2 separate regions of the Homo sapiens genome follow, and region 1 is linked to region 2. Evidence: chromatin contacts called from ENCODE Hi-C data. All regions are on one chromosome and are shown on one strand. Each heading gives the region's core, a stretch centred on a gene start or an enhancer-like site at or near the end of the contact. The rest is flanking DNA. Distances are from core to core; before and after follow the strand shown.

Evidence for each region. Hi-C counts contacts between places; a loop is a spot of excess contacts on that map. Pooled maps may share reads with other maps.
Region 1: a map of endothelial cell of umbilical vein shows a loop between it and region 2 (3-fold over the local background). The contact joins two enhancer-like sites. A Hi-C loop is called at or near these places in 3 of 168 maps with a recorded cell type or tissue (CD8-positive, alpha-beta T cell, endothelial cell of umbilical vein and psoas muscle), 1 of 37 single-sample maps with no recorded cell type and 5 of 50 pooled maps.

Annotation. Positions count from the first base shown.
Region 1 is chr6:169,653,215-169,659,101 of GRCh38, reverse strand. It overlaps WDR27 (WD repeat domain 27), which reads left to right. Exons shown (of 26, transcript NM_182552.5): 12 at 1-16; 13 at 744-826. Among named protein-coding and RNA genes, the nearest start is that of WDR27, 46 kb to the left of the region's middle. RefSeq lists enhancers at 1,832-2,001, 1,378-2,173, 2,174-2,969, 4,175-4,224. Within about 2 kb of position 4,386, at least 25 of the 41 ENCODE cell types and tissues checked have a DNase peak (open chromatin) inside an H3K27ac peak, as active enhancers do.
Region 2 is chr6:169,425,316-169,431,410 of GRCh38, reverse strand. It overlaps LOC124901473 (a long non-coding RNA gene), which reads right to left. Exons shown (of 2, transcript XR_007059894.1): 2 at 3,553-5,238. It also overlaps a transcript of WDR27 not described here. Among named protein-coding and RNA genes, the nearest start is that of LINC02519, 40 kb to the right of the region's middle. RefSeq lists an enhancer at 1,737-2,304. Within about 2 kb of position 3,335, at least 9 of the 41 ENCODE cell types and tissues checked have a DNase peak (open chromatin) inside an H3K27ac peak, as active enhancers do.

The DNA.
Region 1 (5,887 bases), core at 3,137-5,636, 230 kb before region 2:
TCTCGGTGCCAGCCAGGTAGAGTGTCTTCAAGTGTGGAGTGTGTGTGTGTGTTCACCAATAAGTGCCATCTGGATTTCTATGTTCAGAAATAAAGATTAGAAAACTCTGAGCTCTGGCCGGGCGCGGTGGCTCACGCCTATAATCCCAGCACTTTGGGAGGCCGAGGCGGGTGGATCACGAGGTCAGGAGATCGAGACCATCCTGGCTAACATGGTGAAACCCCATCTCTACTAAAAAATACAAAAAACAATTAGCCAGGCATGGTGGCAGGCGCCTGTAGTCCCAGCTAGTCGGGAGGCTGAGGCAGAAGAATGGTGGGAACCCGGGAGGCGGAGCTTGCAGTGAGCTGAGATCGCGCCACTGCACTGCAGCCTGGGTGACAGAGCGAGACTCCATCTCAAAAAAAAAAAAAAAGAAAACTCGGAGCTCTGCCAATGCTATTTGGAAGAAGGTTTTTCGTGCTGTTGCTTCTATCTTGTTGAAAACGAAATAGTTGATAGTTTATTTTAATTGAAACACTATTTCATAATAGAATGTACATTATAAAACAGCGCTTTTATTAAGAATATTTTTTTCCTACAAGGATAAGAATACACTTGACAGTTTTCATTTTCAGATACTGTTATGTCCACAGCTGCAGGAATCAGTCATTTGGAACTGTCTTTAAAGTGTGTGTCACTGAGGCATTTCCATCGTATCGTCGTTTGCGCTCCTAGTTTCATGGGGCTTGTTTCTGTTTCAGCTCCTGTGTCCTACCGACCTCTCCACTGTATCTGGGAATTGCCAAGGAGAAGAGTACCAAGGCTGCTAGTGAACAGCGACGTGGTCAGTACAGGGTGCTGTGAGATCTAAGAATACAAGGCTGATGCGTTCTCATTGTGGTTAGGGCTGCTGCATTGCTTTGCGAATTCTTATGTTAAAATATGCATTCCGTACTTCCTTCCATCCTTCTGTCCTTCATGTCTCTGCCTCTCGTGCGTGTTCCATGTCCGCTGTGGTGGGGAACTTGCTGGGTGCTTCGCCTCCTGAATTGGCCATCACTCATGGGATTCAGCAACGTGCCCAAGACTGACCGCTGTTCCTCTGGTGCCTGTTGCAGTGGGGGTGCAGAGTGGACCTTCAGCAATTACTGATTGTGAGAACATTTTTTTCCCCTTTTTTCTCTGCTGAGGAATTTGAAAGCAGATCCCGAGCGTGTGATTGTACTCCTGCACACTTGAGTGTGCATTTCTGGAACATGTATGTTTTTACCTAGCCACCATGACGTTATATCAAAACCAGTCATTTTTTGGAACCTTGTATTAGCAAGGCCATAATAAATTATTCTTGATTGCCTTGACAATATTTCCTATTGGTTTGTTCTGAGCAGCAGCCAAACAAATCCACATGTTGCATCTTTCAAATATGTATAAATTAACTTTCACTTTAAGATGGTAAACGTCATTATGTTCCCTTTCTTTCAAGGCTCACTGATAATTCTTTTTTCCCTTCAGTGACCAGTCTAACCCTTTAATTGGTCTTGTGAAACCTACTGGACCTCATTTGAAAAACGGAGGCATTTCCGCAGCCGCCTTTCACCTTCTGCCTGGTAGCTGCCTGACTGCTGGGCCTCACCTCCCAGAAGGGCCATCTCCCCGGCCAGCGACCTGGCGACCCCACCCTTGGGCCTCTCCCCGGGCCGGGCTCGGCTAGGCTGGGCTAGGGTTCCTGCGTCAGTCCGTCCTCAGACATGGGCTGTGTCCTTCATGCTCCCACGCAGCCCTTGAGCTTGACTTCGGGGACTTCTGGCCTCTCCCTTCCCTACCAGACTTTTTGAAATCAGGCCTCGAACACCTTCTGTGCCATTCCTGGGTCTCACTGACTGTGTGGTTCTGACCCGCCTTGCAGATCGGGGAGAGCTTTCAGGTGGAAGGCGGGGACTCAGAGCTGAGCCTGGGGCTGGAGCTGTTTGCTTGTTCGTCCTGCCATGGCGGTCCCTGCTGCTGGGGGTTTCCAGCAGGTCCCCCATTCCTCCGCCCTGTTTCCATGAAAGACCCACTGTCGGTGTGAACTGCCCGTCTCCTGCCGGTTTATGCTCTGCTGCCGTCCCATCACCATGGGGACAGTTCTGAGAAATTGTGAGAATGAAGGCCGGGGGGAGGCGGCCAGGCTCAGCCAGCATTGCAGCCTCTGGGCCAAGCTGACTCCTCGGCTGGGAGTGGCCTCTGACCTCCTTCCTCCTCATTAAGTCATGGAACTTCTGCCTTGTAAGGAGGTGCTAATTATTCACCATTGAAAAGGCATCTTAAATTGCAAAAGACACTATAGCAGAGAAGACAACAGCAAGTGGGTGTGAAGATGGCTGAGAAGAGAATGCCCCTGGGCTGCTGCGGCCTAATGCGGAGCTGGGAGCTGTCGGAGCTGGGAGCTGTCGCCTCCTCCTGGGCCATCCCAGCCTCCTCCTCCTGGGCCCTCCTGGGCCTTCTTGGCTCCTTCCTCCTGGGCCCTCCAGGCCTCCTCACGTGATCCCTCCCGGCCTCCTCGTTCTCAGCCCCCCGAACCTCTTCGTCTTCCTGGACCCCACAAGCCGCCTCACATGCTTTCCCCCCACCCCGCCTGGTCTCTCTTGGCCCTGTCAGTCTCACCTCCTACCATTCATCCTTAACAATTGACAGCAGCAGAAGTCAGATAAACCTCCAGGTGGACACAGGCAGGTCCCCAGGGAAACCCAACCTCCAAACCAAAGACAGCTTCACGTCTGAAAGCCAAACCACATGTCTCGGATGAATCCACAGACGGGATTGAGAACCTCTTTTCCTGTTTGGCATGCTTTCCTCTGATTGGCCCCCACCCTTCACCTATTTTACATATTCCCACTCCTCCCTAATTGGTTTTTGACACTGCTGTGCCCATCTTTGAGTTGTACCTTTTTTTTTTAACCTTTTTTGCATAGTCACAAACCAATCAACATGCACTCCCCCATTCTGAGTCCATAAAAGCCCCAAACTCAGCCACACTGGGGGACCACCTGACTGAGGGTAGGGGGCTGCCCTCTCCGGGTCCCCTCTCTGCTGAGAGCTGTCACTCAATAAAACTCTCCAGCTGGGTGCAGTGGCTCACGCCTGTAATCGCAGCACTTTGGGAGGCCGAGGCAGGCGGATCACGAGGTCAGGAGATTGAGACCATCATGGCTAACACGCTGAAACCCCGTCTCTACTAAAAATACAAGAAAAATTAGCTGGGCGTGGTTGGCGGGCGCCTGTAGTCCCAGCTACTCAGGAGGCTGAGGCAGGAGAATCGCTTGAACCCAGGAGGTGGAGGTTGCAGTGAGCTGAGATCGTGCCATTGCACTCTAGCCTGGGCAACAGGGCGAGACTCCGTCTCAAAAAATAAAAACAAAAAAAACTCTGCCCTGCTCACCCTTCAGTTGTCAGGCCAGGCAGGGGCATCGCCAGCCTCGGGGGTCTCCAGCTGGCAAAGAGGCACCGAGAAGTCTTTCATCACAATGAATCTTCTCATATGTCTAATCTGGGGGCTGTTTATATGTAGAGTAATATTCTTTCTTAAGTGCGTTCTTTTCTGATTTGTCTTTTTCACTTCGTGTCTGTGAGATTTGCTTCAGTTGCTATACAGCGTTCTGTTGTCTGGATATACTGCGGTTTATGTACCCACGATTTATTCAGTATTAACAGACGTTTGGCTTGTCCCAGGCTGCTGTTGTGAGCAGTCTTTGCAGCACCCTGCTGTACCCTGGAGCCGGGAGGGCTGCCCTGATCTTCTGTGCGGGCAGCTGCTGGGCTCGGGGTTCCCCACATGGCAGGTCGATGGCAGACGATGGCAAGGGTCTTCCCAGGTGGCTGGCCAGAGGTTACTCCAGCAGCACACGCCGCCTCTCCTGCCCGGAGCTCTTGCCATGGCTGCATGTCGCTGGACGCTGGAATTTCTGCTTACCCAGTGTGAGACAAGAATAGCACTGGGTGGTCACAGGAGGACGGAAAACCCAGGCAACAGCGAAGACAGGAACGTGGCAAAGTAACCACAGGGCGGCAGAAAACCCAAAGCGAGGGAGAGAGAAGGCGAACCCACCAGCGTGATGTGTCCTCTGTTCTCCCGGGAAAACCCGAGTAAGAGACAACGAGGCTGTGTTGGGGGTTACCTAAAAATCCCCTCCTTTCCCAGAATACCTGATGATGATCCCGCACTGTCACTAAAGAAACACCCGCAAAAGAACACAAACTCCTCTGTGCGCGCTTCCTTCTGAACGGGGCTCCTCCTCCTGAGCGAGCCGCCTCCTTCTGAGCGCCCCTCCTCCTCCTGAGCGCGCCTCCGTCTCCTGAACGCGCCTCCTTCTGCTGTGCGCGCCGCCTAACCCTGTGCGCGCCTCCTCCTGTGCGCGCCTCCTTCTCCTGTGCGCGCCTCCTCCTCAGCTCGCCTGGCTTCTCACTTAGGCGTGTGCTTTCGCTTTGCAGCAAAAGCTGCTGCTTTTCGCATCTAAATTCTTGCTCTGAAGGTGCCAAGAACCTGGAAACCGGCTGGGAGTGGGGTCTCACCAGCCTTTGGAGACCCTCCTGAGCCGTCTGGCAACCAGTGACGATACAGAGGTGTCTTATGATTTCGTTTGCGTTTTCCTGGTTAAACATGAGGTGGTTATTGCTTGTGTTTAATCAGATACGCTTTACTGTCATAAGCCTAATTTGCATTTATTATCTCTTCGCTATTATTTTGTACAGGATCTTTTGGATTCATGTTCTTGCGTGATTGATTTCTCAGGAACTTTCTGAGTTTGGTTTTGGTGTGCCAGCTCCACAGAATGAGCTAGGGAGAGCTTTCTCTGTTTCTATACCTGAATGCTTGGTGTAATATTTTAAATTAGGTATATGATTGATTTTGAGTATAAAACCAGCCTTGTATGTCAGGGATAAATCCCATGATGTATACTCTTTTTGTTGTGTTGTTGAATTTGGTTTGCTAATATTTTATTGAGGAGTTTTGCATCAATTTTCATTAGAGAAGTGGGCCTTTAGTTTTTTGTTTGTTTCTGTTTTGTTTGTTTTTGTATTTGTTTTTTGGAACTGAATGAAGTGCACTGTGTTCTCTCAAAGGAGATTTGCGTTGCTTTCTAGGGGTTTGGGTGCACAAATCCACAGCTTCCGGCCTTTTAAGCCACTTGTCAAGGTCACTCTGACTGCAGGGCCAGCAGCCTGGGACCAGTACAGACCATCACGGCACAGGCTTCCTGGGCTAGTCGGAGAAGGTGAAGCTCGCATAGTGGCCAGGGACTTGGCCTTTCTGCCCTCACCTCCCTGAGGCCACACAAATCCTCAGCCTGTGTGGCTGGAGGTGCCGCCATCCACAGCTCACCTCAGTTTCAATATCTTGTCCTCATTTTCTTTTCCCTTTTTACAAAATGAAGCACATATTTCTTCTGGCTTTTGTGGCGTTTCTCTGTGGGAGAGGCCATCTGAATACCTAACCAGTGTGTTACCCAGATAATGAAAGTTAGCATTCACTTTTTAAATAGCAGTACCCTCAAAAAATTGAAAAAGTCCTATGTAGTAATGATGCTAATGAAGAATTGAAAGTGTTTATTAGGTAAATAATATGGTCTTGCACATTGTTTATGTGGTAAAGACTGATTTTTGTAGTCTTGTAAAAGACATTTTCTGTTCATTTACTTTTTTCATTATAAGATATGTATAAAATAAAACTTGCCATTTTAACCATTTTTAGGTGTATGGTTCAGTGGGATTCCATACCCTCACATTGTTGTGCAATGTAAAAAAGCCTTTTTGAACCATTTGCTTAATTAATAACAAAGGAATTTATATGTATATATACATTTCTAGTAAAAAATTTTTGGAAACCTTGACTAACCAATATTAATTAAAATGGCTAATAGTTGGAATC
Region 2 (6,095 bases), core at 2,086-4,585:
GGGCTGCGTGTTGTAGTTTCAGCAGCTGTTGATGTGTCAAGTGAGTGCTTTGGATCCCACTTCTGACACCAAGAATGTCAAAGTCAAATGAAAATTTAGAGAGACCCCTCTAAATAAAATGTTTTATTTGGAAAATCAGAATTGCAATTTAGGACACACATACAGACTGGGGCAGTCTTTGATATATCCAATGCACAAAGAGAAGTTTGAGGGTTTTATTAGAAAGATAAATATATTATCTTGAAAAACAAATTATTGGCGCTAGTGAGGCTTTGGGAGCTGGCAAGCCCTAACTGGTGAGTGACAGTTGCAGGTAACACTGGCCTTAGAGCCATGGCAGTTCACTTGGGCAGCTACCAGGTAAAACTGATCTTAGGTGACAGCAAGTCATTCAGCAGACAGAATCCCTGGGCAAGCAGTGTGTGCCCTGAGTGCTCCCACCCCCGGTCTCTTGACTATAGTTTATATGGGCAGGACAAGATAACTCTGATTCATATCATCCATTTCTTCATAGTAGGCACTTGAGAGGGGCCGCCTATGTATGATGCCATGGTTAAAGAAACTCCAGTCAACTTCCTCCCCACCGGGAAAAACTGTTCCAGCTAATCATGGGGTTCACAATTCTAACAAGAAAAGATTCATTTACGTTTCTTTGAATGACTTTCAGCTTACAAGGTTCTTTATAATTACTATTACAGATGAGGACAGCTCTGTGCCAGAGAATGAGCTGGGATCTGCCCTGACAAGTGGAGCCTCGTTTGAAAGTGTCGGTAAAGTTTCTTCCAAGTTATGATGTTCCTGTTTTCCTTCTTCATCCTTGTGGAAGCTACAGCTTTCCATTTGAACTTCCCTCGTCCTCATTCAGGACATATAATGAGGCCTACTAGGTTTCCGGCACTTGGGGCTGGAGATGTAGGAGGGACAAAACAGCCACAGAAGCCACTTGTGCAGAGCTTGCATCTTTCCTGTTGTTCAGCCCAACATGCTGGATTCATTTCTGACTCCTTCCTTTCTTTCACACCACACATCTGATTCTCTACCAGACCGTCTGGTCCTGTGTCAAAGCATACCCCTAGCCTAGCTGCAAGCTCCTACTACACTGTGGGGCCTGTTCAAAGGCTGCCTGGCCTTCCCTTGCCCTGTAGCAGGTAGGCGGGTGCTCACCAAGCTCTCCCTTCTTTCTTCAGGTAACAGGCTCTGTGTCTGAACCAAAGTTTCCCTTGCAACCTGGTGTGGCTGCATGATGGAGTTTGGGCCGTGACATATGGTGGGTTTGACGTGTGCCACTCTTAGGGCCAACTTCTAAAGCCTCCAAGACACAGCCCCATGCCCTGTGCCCTTCTGCAGCTCAGAGCAGATGAGCCCAGTGACCTTGAGGCCCTTGAAGATGGTGGAACCAGGAGACATGAGGGGCCTTGGCCTGGAAACACAACTCGAAGGGAAATCACTCATCTGGAAAACGTGTTTGGACCCATACCACACCGTGGCAAATACCTGGTAAAACTGTCATCTGAAATTGCTTGGAAATAGGACACTACCACCTAAACCCACAGCTCGTAGGCCAGGGCACCTCAACTGTAGTCCCCAGACCAGCAGCATCGGTGTTACCTGGAAAATTAAAAATGCAAAGTTTTGGGCCCACTTCAGACCCCAGGTCAGAAATTGTGGGTTGCAGAAATCTGTGTTTTAATAACCCTTCAGATGACTGTGGTGCCCGACAAAGTTGAAATGCCTGCTCCCATGTGTGCTGGGTTTAGTTTGTGCTTTAGCAAAGCGGGATAAGAAAGAAAGGAGGCCAGGATGGAATTCGCTGGTTTCCAACTAGAAGTGACAGAAAATAGAAAGAGTCCAGTAATGTGAGGTCTTGAAGTGTTGGGAGAATTCATTCATCACTTCTAGATTCCAGACAATCAGAAATAAAATTTTAAAAGTCTTTCAATGACAAACTAAGACTTCTCAGTTGGGAAAAAAAAAAAAAAAGGACTCAGTCTTGTTGCAGACATGAGATGAAGAGTGTGGTCTTTTCACAAATGCCTGTGCAAGGGAGTCAAGGACAGAAGCCATCCGGTGGGCTCCTTGGCACGGGGGCGGCTGAAGCAAACCAACCAGGAGCCCACGCAGCTGTCAAGGGCTTGTGTCAGCAAGTAAAGCCTAGACTGCTTGTGACTGTGAAGTGTAAAAGTGCCCCTGGGTCCTCAGGCCTGTGGACAGGACAAAGCCAAAGCCGCCCAGCGCCGTGTGATGCGGCCACAGAGAACACGAGCCTCGGGAGAGAGGAGCCTGGGGCTGGAAAACAAGGGTGAAGGACGCTCCCCTCTGGCTGCAGGAGAGGGGCTGCTGAGGGCAAGATCCATCATTTCTTGGGACCAATGATGCTGCTTCCTACTCTCTGCTTTCTGCCTGGGAGTTTTGTCTGGGACGCCTGTGTCTGCCCCACTCACTGTGTGGTGCAAGCTCCATTTCCAGTGAGGACAACCGTGGCTGCCGAGAGCACCTTACAAGCCAGGCATCCTCCTCTGAGCTCAAGGCAGCCTTGAGAAGTGGGACGAAGACTTCCTTCACGGGAAGAGGAGCGGCTCAGAGAAAGGAAGAGGCTAGTCCAGAACCACCACGTGGACATCTTCTGTGAAGGCAAGGGCTCACCCTCACCCTGACGCCAGCCACCTGCCCCTCTTAATAGGAGGGCGGGCCCTCCCCGCACAGCAGGCACTTCACTGCAGGCTCTGCTGCCTTTGGGAAATGTGCCTCCCTTGTAGAGCTCTGTGGTGCAGATTCGGCTATCAAAGGAGTAGAACCCCCCCCTCCCCCCCGCCACCGTCCCACCCCCACAGAGCAGCTAAGAAAGCTGTTTGATTTAACCCGTGGTTTCCCAAATACTTTAGACCACTAATTAATTTTGTTTTCTGAAACATTCGTTAATATGTTCACAGAAAATTGTGGCATTCACTTTGGAAAATATATCTGTTTAAGAACAGATAATGAATACATAACAAATTTAGAACTGTGTTAAGATTCCATAACTAAAACCACTCTAAACTTTCTGAAATGGCTGAAAACGTTTCCCTAACTTTTCTGAAAGTACTTGCTGGGCTTCTTGGAGACTGAATCATCCCTTTTGAGCCCACTTAGGGGAAAGTTCAAAAGACCTCAGAGAAGACAAAAAGCAGGGCAAGAGAGACGGCCCAGTCTTCTAGCTCTCCACTGGAGAAAATGCATGTGGGAAAGGCTGGGGGTTTCCATCCTCAATATTTAGTAAAAGATAAAGTAAAAATTACAACTGCCTTCTGAATGGCTCCCCTCCCCTGACTTCATGGGAGTGATGACTCAGCCCTCTGTTTTGTAACTGCGGAGATTGAAAGTGGAGACGGGACCTTTGGCATTTCAGAAAATGTCGACGCCGCTTTCTTCTGCTTTCTCCGGGACCCCTCTGGGGCCTCGCCTCCTCCCCTCCCGCTGAAAGCCTGCTGTGAAAGGAGCAAGGATGTGAAAAAGATGTACGACTCTTTGCTTCCTTATGCTCGGCCCAAGTTTATCAAAAGCTGTGGAGTTTGCTAAAATAATCCAGGGAATTCGCCTGGAAATGGTTTTTTTTTTTTTTTTTGGTTGTTGTTTGTCTTCACTTGTTCCAAAGAAGCAAAATAAGACAGGGGCTGCCCCTTGTCCTGTCTCATTCATTTTTGACACCCTTGTTTCTCCACACAGGCCCTGGGGTGAAGGGCACAGGTGGGATTCAGAATAGAAATGACTCGAGGGACGCAAGGAGTTGGGATCAGAAGAAGCAGCAGAAACTCCTGCTCTGCAGACACAGCAGACATTACTGGGAAAGACACCAGAGACCCAGGAGTTCACCCAAGTCCTCTGCACACTGTCTTCCCAGCCCTCTCTCCTGGATCTGAGATGATTTCACTTAAAAACACAAGCCTTTGCTTAAAGGTAGATGAACATTCCTTTCAGTTTCTAAGATGGGGGGCCCACGGTCCTAGGCGCTGAGTCAGAAACTTTTTAGATGTCCCCAGAGTGCACAGGTTTAAGGACAGAGGGAGATTCTCAGTCTTCCTGGGTCCTCCCTGTCTCTCAGCCCAGTCATCACACTCTAAATCCCAGGGACTTGACTCTGCCTTCCAATAGTTCTCAGATCCACCTACTTTGCTCCCTTCTTTCAGAGCGCAGGTAGCCACTTGCTCTCCCAGAGAGTGCTGCAGCGGTGATGATCGGTTTCCCCCCTCCCCACCTGCTCAGTCCTGCAAAGCCTGGACTCTGCTCCAAGGCCTTTGGGACCCAACACCTGCTTTCCAGCCTCAGGGCCTCAGGCCTGAGACCACAGGGGCTCTTCCCGGCGGCTGTACCTCCTGCCATTCACCTGCTGATTTCTTCCTCATCTGTTTATTCCTCTGATCCAACAAGGTCAGGATGGTATGCAACCGCCACCCCCCCCCCACTGCCCCCACCACCACAGCACTGCCACGACCCTTGTCTGGGACGGATGATGTGGGGCTGCACTTCCTCTGTCGGCCCCCTGCCCTCGTCAGGAGGCCCAGCATGTAGCAGGCAAGCAGCAGGCAGCAGGCAGGTGCTGAGTGGGTGTGGAAGGTGTGGCCCCTCACACCTCTGTGTCCTATGCTCAGCGCTGTGCTTGGGCATGGCGAGGCCTCAGCAGATACTGTGCAGCACAGTGACACCAATGGAACCCAGTAAAAAGACAGTTTCCAATTTTCCTCGCTGCTGGGGCCCACCCAGATCCTGGAGCAGAGCATGGCCTGCAGGAAGCACAGGCTGGTGGACTGTGGCTGTGTCACGGCGAGCTTCCAGTGGCTCTCGCAGAACTCAATTGGCACGGTAAAGGGACAAATGAAGTTTCCAGCTTTTTTCTTTTAATAGCTCAGATATCAATTTTATAGCTCTGATGGACATAATTTATAAAATAAGTCTATATCTTACTGTAAATTTGAGACGGTTAACCTTTAATAAAGTTAATAAGGGGCTTGTCAAAACTCCTGAGCTGAACTTTGCTTGCTCGTTACATAATAACAACGAAGTGATTTTAACCTAAACTGCAGCTATTTTGGCCATTTAAAGGTGAGGAAAGAGAGGGGATGGGCAGGAAAAGTAGTTTTTCCATCGTCCTGGAAGAACTGCCAGGTGAAGGTGATGGGGAGGCTGGCGTTTTAATTCCTCTAATGGCTCAGATCAGCTGCACCTGGGTGTGTGTCCCTTGCTCATCAGCGCACGCTGGCGGGCCTGCGGAGGCACGAGGTGTCTTTAAGCCGAGAGCAGGAAGCAAAGTTTCTGGAAAAACTGAGGGGCGCAGGGAGCACGGACTGGGTCTTCAGGAGCAGTGTGGCTGAGCTGTGGAAATGGACACATCCACTGTCCCAGATATTATGAAAATGAACCCCTCACTCTGAGCTCTTTCGAGAGGAATCCTCAAGTATGGAGCCCAAAGAAAAAGGGCTGTGTCCATGCCTGGGCTGGGCTCTGCAAGAATGCACAACAAATCACCACCCCAGACAAACACTTCCAGGCACCTCCCGACATACTCCTAAACACTTCCCCAGGCACTCCGGGCGCCTCCCCACACGCTGCCAGGCGCCTCCCCACACGCTGCCAGGCGCCTCCCCACACGCTGCCAGGCGCCTCCCCACAGACTCCCAGGCGCCTCCCCCCACGCTCCCAGGCGCCTCCCCACACGCTCCCAGGCGCCTCCCCACACGCTCCCAGGCGCCTCCCCACAGACTCCCAGGCGCCTCCCCACACGCTCCCAGGCGCCTCCCCACACGCTGCCAGGCGCCTCCCCACACGCTGCCAGGCGCCTCCCCACAGACTCCCAGGCGCCTCCCCACAGACTCCCAGGCGCCTCCCCACACGCTCCCAGGCGCCTCCCCACAGACTCCCAGGCGCCTCCCCACAGACTCCCAGGCGCCTCCCCACACGCTGCCAGGCGCCTCCCCACAGACTCCCAGGCGCCTCCCCACAGACTCCCAGGCGCCTCCCCACACGCTGCCAGGCGCCTCCCCACAGACTCCCAGGCGCCTCCCCACACGCTGCCAGGCGCCTCCCCACAGACTCCCAGGCGCCTCCCCACACGCTGCCAGGCG